2 separate regions of the Mus musculus genome follow, and region 1 is linked to region 2. The links are chromatin contacts, found by Hi-C in ENCODE. All regions are on one chromosome and are shown on one strand. The core of a region is the stretch at or near the end of the contact, and the rest is flanking DNA. Distances in the headings are between cores, read along the strand shown. Region 1 holds the start of Terf2ip (telomeric repeat binding factor 2, interacting protein). Region 2 has its middle 44 kb from the start of Spcs3.

What was found. A loop is a pair of places that touch in the nucleus more often than their neighbours do.
Region 1: a loop to region 2 is called in a map of regulatory T cell, with 47 times the contacts of the local background. The contact joins the promoter of Terf2ip here to the enhancer-like site in region 2. A Hi-C loop is called at or near these places in 2 of 37 maps with a recorded cell type or tissue (T-helper 17 cell and regulatory T cell).

The regions. Positions count from the first base shown.
Region 1 is chr8:112,009,023-112,012,858 of GRCm38, forward strand. It overlaps Terf2ip (telomeric repeat binding factor 2, interacting protein), which reads left to right and starts at 2,337. Exons shown (of 3, transcript NM_020584.2): 1 at 2,337-3,120. The coding sequence starts at 2,460. It overlaps Kars (lysyl-tRNA synthetase), which reads right to left and starts at 2,332. Exons shown (of 14, transcript NM_053092.3): 1 at 2,188-2,332. The coding sequence starts at 2,246.
Region 2 is chr8:54,484,265-54,488,402 of GRCm38, forward strand. No RefSeq gene overlaps it. Among named protein-coding and RNA genes, the nearest start is that of Spcs3, 44 kb to the right of the region's middle. Within about 2 kb of position 2,352, at least 1 of the 3 ENCODE cell types and tissues checked has a DNase peak (open chromatin) inside an H3K27ac peak, as active enhancers do.

The DNA.
Region 1 (3,836 bases), core at 1,087-3,586, about 58 Mb after region 2:
TCAACACGATGGCCTCAGAGCTACCAGGATCACACTCTACTGTGTTTCAGTAACTTGAGGAATCTTTCATTTGAGAATAAGTGATTTGGGCAGACAGACCATCTGTTTTTAACTTTGGGGGACTTTCTGGAATAAAACAGTCCTCAGGAAAAAAACTTCAAGAAATGCCAAGGACAATTAGGAAAAAGAAGGGGATATCATATTATTCACATGCACAAAAATTATTTTAGCTGGGAACGTAAAAACTGGTTCATTTTAAAGCCAGCTCGCCGGGCGTGGTGGCGCACGCCTTTAATCCCAGCACAGAGGCAGAGGCAGGCGGATTTCTGAGTTCGAGGCTAGCCTGGTCTACAAAGTGAGTTCCAGGACAGCCAGGGATATACAGAGAAACCCTGTCTCGAAAAAAAAAAAAAAAAAAAAAAAAGCCAGCTTGTGGTGGTACAAACACTTTGGAGGCAAGTAGATCTAGATCTCTTAGTTTGAGGCTAGCCTGGTCTAGGGCAGCCTGTGAGTTCTACACAGGGAAACCCTGTCTTATAAAAACAAAAAACAAACAAAACTACCTGATTTCATTAGGCAACCGAGGATCACAGATTTGGTATAGACTTCCCTTCAGATATCTGTCCCAGTGCTTCAGAGCAATGCTAGGAAGCACACGAGGAACATATATTTTCATTAGCAGTACCCCGGAAATCAAGAGCCTTGTGCATGGAAGCAGCCATTAAGCCACACCCACAACCGCTGGGAACTCCCATTTTCTCATAAACCCAGGGCCGTAGTTTCTGACTTGGAAATGTGGGCATGAACATTTCTCTTGCAAGATTACTACTGAGATTAGACAAAGTTTGTATAGTGCCAGCGTGGTGTTTAACGGGTAAATTAAAGTCAAAGGTATATTTAAGAAAAGTAACTTGAGGGCTGGGTGTGGTGGTGCACACCTTTGATCCCAGCACTAGGGAGGCAGAGGCAGGCAGATTTCTGAGCTCGAGGCCAGCCTGGTCTACAAAGTGAGTTCCAGGACAGCCAGGGCGCCAGGGCTACACAGAGAAATCCTGTCTCGAAAAACCAAAAAAAAAAAGAAAAGAAAGAAAGAAAAGTGACTTGAAAGCAGCAGTAAGGCTTCCTTAAATTACCTGAAAACTGAGGTACTTTCTTTCGCTTGTGACTCAAAATTCCAACTACTGATTTAATAAACTCACCCATCCTCCGCTAAGGAATCCACTAAACTGCTCACACAAAGGACAACCAACCAGGGAGCCTGCAACCCATAAATTTAAACATTTTCTTTAAAATCCTTCTAAACCACACAAAGCAGAAACACAGCCATAAAAAGGAAACCCAGTTATTATCTAGAAGGTTTCTGGTATTTCCCTCGGGGATCAATAAGGGGATTTATTTATTGCTAGGGTACTAACGAAAGCAGCCATGGTATGTGACAGCTTAAACTAGTTATTTCCTACAGCTTTGGAGGGTACTATGTAGTTCCAGGCACTAAGAAGACATTCAAGTCATTGCTAGTGTTCTGTGGGTCAAGTGGACTAGAGTGTAGTCCTAAAAGCAACCAGTTAAAGGGAGGGTAATCTTATCTGCCTACTCAATTCTGGGATTTGGAGTGTTTTACAAAGATACCCCCAGCAGTGCAAAGGGAGCCTGGTGTATCCCGCTAAATAAGGCCACTTGCTCCCGTGTCACAGATCCTTTGAGTGACACATATGGGTAGGTACACTATTGTTTCAGAACGTACCCCCTTTTAACACCCAAGGTGCAGAATAACCTTGGATAGGCCAAGGATAATGTAAAGGTTCTTCTTTTAAGAACAAAGATATTTAACCATTTTCCAGTCTATCCGTTGGGGGAGTGGTTCAATTAAAAGAGCATTTCTTAGAAGGTAGGGAAAAGTTAGTTTCACTTTTCTTTGCTACCATTCCCGGTTTCTGTGCTGGCTTTCCCTAGGTATGCTCGTCCCTACGGCTAGGACCAGGGAACCCATCAGCCACGCAGTTGATCCTCCTGGGGCATCCTGGAGGCTGTAGGTTCTACGGCACTGCATCTCTGTCCCAGCATGTGCTCACCCACCGGAAAAGACAAGAGGGACCCCAGGCACAGTCGCCTTGGCGGGAAAACTCCAGGCACTTCCCATCGGAACACTGCAACAAGAGACACTTAGAGATCTTCAACGACACTTACTTCTTGCTTAGTTTCTGCTCGCCATCCACTTTGACTTCACTCTCCTGCAGCGTGGCCATCTTCCCCACTGGCCCGACCCAGAAAAAAAAAAATTATGACTAGCGTAGAACTAGAACTTCCAGGTCGTGGCTCTAAGTCCTGCCTCTTCCGGGAAAGAGGGCGGGCCCTCGGCCGGACTCTCGCTGCGCAGGCGCAGTGCTGGGCTCCTCCGGCGGAGAGTCCGTCTTAGTGGTGTCGTTTCTGCGCTTTACTTGTACAGCGGGGCGACAGGTATGGCGGAGGCGATGGATCTGGGTAAAGACCCCAATGGGCCCACTCACTCCTCCACTCTGTTCGTGAGAGAAGACGGCAGCGCCATGTCGTTTTACGTGCGGCCCAGCTCGGCCAAGCGCCGGCTGTCGACGCTCATCCTGCACGGCGGCGGCACCGTGTGTCGGGTGCAGGAACCCGGAGCCGTGCTTCTCGCCCAGCCCGGGGAGGCGCTGGCCGAGGCTTCGGGCGACTTCATCTCCACGCAGTACATCCTAGACTGCGTGGATCGCAACGAGAAGCTGGACCTGGAGGCCTATCGGCTGGGCCTGACGGAGCAGGCGTCCGATCCGAAGCCCGGGGCTTCCACCGAGGGCTCCACGGAACCGGAGCCGCAGCCCCTGACCGGGCGCATCGCCTACACCGACGCGGAAGATGTGGCCATCCTGACCTACGTGAAGGAGAACGCCCGTTCGCCCAGCTCGGTCACAGGCAATGCCTTGTGGAAAGCGATGGAGAAGAGCTCGCTCACGCAGCACTCCTGGCAGTCGCTCAAGGACCGCTACCTCAAGCACCTACGGGGTCAGGAGCACAAGTACCTGCTCGGGAACGCCCCGGTCAGCCCGTCCTCCCAGAAGCTCAAACGGAAGGCGGAGCAGGACCCCGAGGCCGCGGATAGCGGAGGTGAGGCCGGCACCTTCGGGGCTCCGGGGGGCGGGGCTGCCTGCCTGTCAGCGAGCGTCTTTTTGGGCGCCGTGGGTGGCATAGCTCAGCCCCTCTTCTCTGTTGAGGTCCGAAGCGAAAGTGCACCGTTTCCTCTTATCCCTTGTTTTCTGGTTTTAATTTGTCTTTTCATTTAACTTTTCCTTCCCGTTGACTGGATGTTTGTTCGTTGATGGATTTGGGTTTGGGAGGGCGGGGAACTTGAGTCTCTTCGCTGTGTCGCCCAGGCTGTCCCCAAACTCTATGCCTGAAATATTCTCCTGCCTTCGGAGTGACTGAGACTACGGAACAGTAACTAGTTTACAAAAACGGCTCTGTGTTCAAAAGGAACACAGTACAGTATATATGGAAATCTTCTACCCTTCCTACCCACCATACCCAGGAGGTAACAGGGTAACCTGTTTCTGTTTTCAGAAATTTCAAAGATATTTTCCCTTCCCCCTTTTTCCTTCCTTCCTTCCTCCTCTCCTTTTCTCCTTTTCCTCCACCTCTTCTTGCGCCTCCTCCTCCTCCTCCTCCTCTTCTTCTCATCCTCCATCTTTTTTATTTGAGAAAAGGCCCCTGGCCGTTCATTTTAAGATATTGCCTATATTCTGGTCTTACTCAATATAAACTATGTGAATGGCATGGCAGGTCAGTTTACTTTCCGTATTTTGGCTTAACTGAATGTACTTCTA
Region 2 (4,138 bases), core at 1,102-3,601:
CTGCCATGGGTAATGAGCATCCTATTTTGTGCCCTGTGTTTCTCTAGCTACATATTCACAAGAGTTAAGAGGATGCTCTTTCCTTTCCACTGCCCCAGTGCTAACACATTATGATTGTTCTCTGGATATACGAGACTTCTACTCCTGCTTTAAAGTCCAAAGTCTCCTTTTCTAGATGTGCCTAGACCTTTCCCCCATGATGACTAAAGTGCTACTAGCATCTACACTCAGAGTCCTAGTGGGTAGTGAAGAAGCCATTATTTCTCAGGTAAAGCAGGTATAGGTGGATGAGTTCAGAATGAATCTACTCAGGAGTGCCCACACTTGTCCTGGTAAGGTTTTTTTGGTGAGAAGATACCTGAAAGTAAAACAATAGAGCTAGAATCCAGGCTGTATTTTCAGCCCCACCACTCCAACCCCTCCCAACCTCTTTTCGTTTTCTGTTTATAATCTTTCAAGTCCAATTCAAGCTGCCTGTACTCACAGGTGTATTGCCATCCAAAGAAACACTGTCAATCTACTAGGGGGTGACACATTTATACTGACTGTTCCTCCCCGATATGCCATCGACTGCCAGTTGCTCCCTAGCCAGGGCTGAAGGCTTGTGAAATACCCTCAACTCCATGCCAGGATGCTGATTGGCTTGAACTTGTTTAGCTATGCAGGCTTCCATAGCTGTCTTCACTTCATGAATGTAGCAGCCCTATCACGCCCAGAAGACGTTGTTTCACGTTGACCCTCCCTGAACAGTGGCTCTTAAAATCTTTCTACCTCTGTTCTGCGATGACTTTTGAATCTTGGGGAAGAGGTGTGTTACAGCAGTCTCATTTGTGAGCCCTGCACTGACATTTAATCTCTACACTTTGACAGGAAGGTAAATTCTGCATCGACTGCATTAATCATCCACAATTTTCCTGATGAGGCCTGAGGGCTGCACGAAGGTATGGACCTGGGTATCTGGGTAGCAGATAGTTTGATAATATATCGGTTTAGAAAAAGAACTGTGGTAGGTTCGCTCTTGGGACCTAGGATTGCCCTAACCACGGGTCCTTTGCCAGATTTACAGTATCTAGCATGCATTTTCTTCTACACAATTGGCCTTAAATCATTGGAGCAGAGATTGGTTGTCACCCATAATATCTATGCCCCTATTGTACCCATGAACATACTTTGCCACTTGGTCTTTGTTGTAATTTATAGGGTTAACGATAGGGTAAGACTGTTGATGATATACTCTGCCCCGACAACTGCGCATCCATTTCAGTATATGAAGGCTCAGCAACAAAGAGGAAGGTTCCTAGTCAGTAACATCTAGATTTCTTCATTTCCTGTGATCAAAGTGTGTGCTGTCTTCAGGAACGGGGTCTTAACCAAGTGACCAATGATCCGATGATTTTTAAACTCAAATCTCCAGTTCTAAGTTGTCATAATGACCATAATTTGTGGAGATGAAAAATGGAGTACTTCACCTGATTTGCTATTAGTTTGAGTTGTCATTAAGTATTTGGGTATTTAGCCAAACACTTCTGGATCCTCCATGTAGAATTTTGTCTGAGTCTGCTTGTATCAAAAGTAAGCTTGCAAGACAAACTTTGCTCAGAGCTAAAACAATGTTGTTGTCCCTTCGTCCTAAAAAGCATTGAGAAACTTGATTAGAAAGCGGTGATTTTAGATAGAATATGGTTGGGTATTTGTCTCCCTTCTTTATATTAAATTTGACCAGTATGGCTACGTGATTTTGCTTTCGATTTTTGTAATCACAGAAATGACGAGATTGCTTCCAACGCTGCTGCAACATCACATTTCACAGTTTGAAAGGTTACTTTTAATTTTTATTTACTTTTATTTAATTAGTTTGTGCGTGTTACACAAGCACTATAGTGTGCCACAGTGTGGCTGTGAAGGACACAGGACAGTTTTTGAGAGTTAGTTCTCTTCTTAGATCATGTGGGTCCAGGGGAATTGAACTCAGGTTGTCAGGCTTGCCAGCCAAATACCTTTACCTACCAAGCTATCTCTCTCGCCAGCATAGTTTTCATGCTGATTGAAAAAGAAAGCTCTTCAGTGCTGTGCCTTGTGCTAACAAGATCCACATGCAGAAACGAGAGAAGGTTAGCAACAGAAAGAAAAAAAAAAAGAAAGAAAAAACCAGAAAATGTTTGTGAAGGTCCAGGTTCCCAAGAAGAAAGGCTGTTTTGATTTTATAATACAGGGGAACTTTTCATTTTCTAATCAGTAGAAATGCCTGTTTTCCAGATCACAATTTCAGAAATTTGATGGCAAACCCAGTAAACAGAGGTCCCCAGGCTACGTTTCCACACCAATAAGGAAAAGCCACTTGCCAGTGTAAACTTGGGCAGCATTGTTTTAAGGCAGCGGCTGCCTTTCTTATCAGAAGCATGCAGGTCAGAGAAGAACGTGGGAGGTCCCCGTAGCCCACCTCTCTGTTCAGCAAGCAAACCTTCTATTCAGATCGGTCCCCCTGGCGAGGATGGACGTTACGCTGCTAATAAATCTGAAGGGCTACTCCTGCTCTTTAATGGGAGGAAAAGGAACTCGGTGGCTTTGTAAGAAAGGAAACTGCCCGTGAATCCAATCTACAGAGAAATCAATTTCACACGGCCATAATTCAAGGAAATGAGGTGGCATGTAATGACGTGGAAATGCATTTTGGTCCTTAAAATTTCGACTTTCTTCTTGGCTACTATTATTTTTGAAAACAGCTCGGATTTTTTTTTCCTCATGGCCCTCTGCAGCATTCTTGCTAACCATGGGAATCTGAAGAACTCAGGCTTAAGTGTGACTCCTTAGTATTGTTTCCTTTTAACCTTTCTCCCGCCTCATCCTGCAGCGCTTCCCTTTTCTCAAGAACTAAAAGGAGCGATGGAAAAAAAAAAATCAGTGTTTTGAAACACATTAAACATGCAGCAAGGAATAGTCTAAGTTCGCTAAATTTGTTTTCACTTTCCCTGAGAGTATATTTGAGAGTTTTCACGGAAATCATGTTCAAATGCGAATTTCTCCTGTAGCAGCATAATTGGTATGTCCCCACTCTCCTCATTTAGGACTAGGGGAAGAGGACAAGTTTGTTCTCGTTTCTACGTCTGCTGAAGATTGTGACTAAACACGTTTTTAATAGCAGAGAAAATGATCTTTTTTTTTTAAGTCCCAGAACCCGAGGAAACTGAAATCTCTATATAACTTGACTCCAGAAATTATGACCTCTGTGGCATTAAGAACAATTTTAAAATGAACAAGTATGCTTAAAGTTTTGAGTAGAGAGACAAACATTTTCGTAGGGCCTTTTTCAAACTTCAGGAGTGAAATTCGGCACTTGGCATAGTGGGACAGAAAATAGAACAGAGGTGCCACGTTCCAGTTTGAAAGCCAAAATCTTCCACAGGAGGATCACTCCTAGGATGGAGAGACATATGGGCGGTATTGTGGAAGGAAGATTGAAGACTCTTTTAAAATACAAAACTCAATGAGTACGATAAAAACTAGTGGAAAACTCTAGCACTTGGAAAGAAACCAGTAACGTACTCTAATCTGTCAAGAGAGAAAGCCAAGGCCAATGGCTAAGGCAGTACTTTTAGTGTCATTCCAAAATGACAGTCTAACGAACTGTCAAATTTTCCAATTCCAAACCTGTAATTGGTGACACTGCCTCTATTGTTACTAGCACCTCTGTTAAGTATAATTTATTGCATAACAGAACCTGTAAAAGATTAATAAATGCACTTTTTCTTAAGATAGTGAATATACAAATGTAATTGTCTTGTTTTTTTTTTTGTTTGTTTGGTTGGTTGGTTGGTTTTTGCTACAGGGTTTCTTGTGTAACAGCCCTTGTTATATTGGAATTCTTTTTGTAGACCATGCTGGCCTTAAACTCACCGAGACCCGCCTGACTCTGCCTTGCAAGTGCCATAATTAAAGGCATGCACTACTATGCCCTGCTATAAATGTAAATTTGCATTACAACTCTAGTACTCTGTCACTGTTGTGGGTCTAGTACAATGGCTGTGTCTTGGCAAAGGCCCTGGAATAAGAGGAACTCACAATGATCAATTCATTCTAACAAGGTTCTAAGGTCGAACAAATTTAGATGAAAAGCAGCTAAATTGTTGCCAAACAAGCT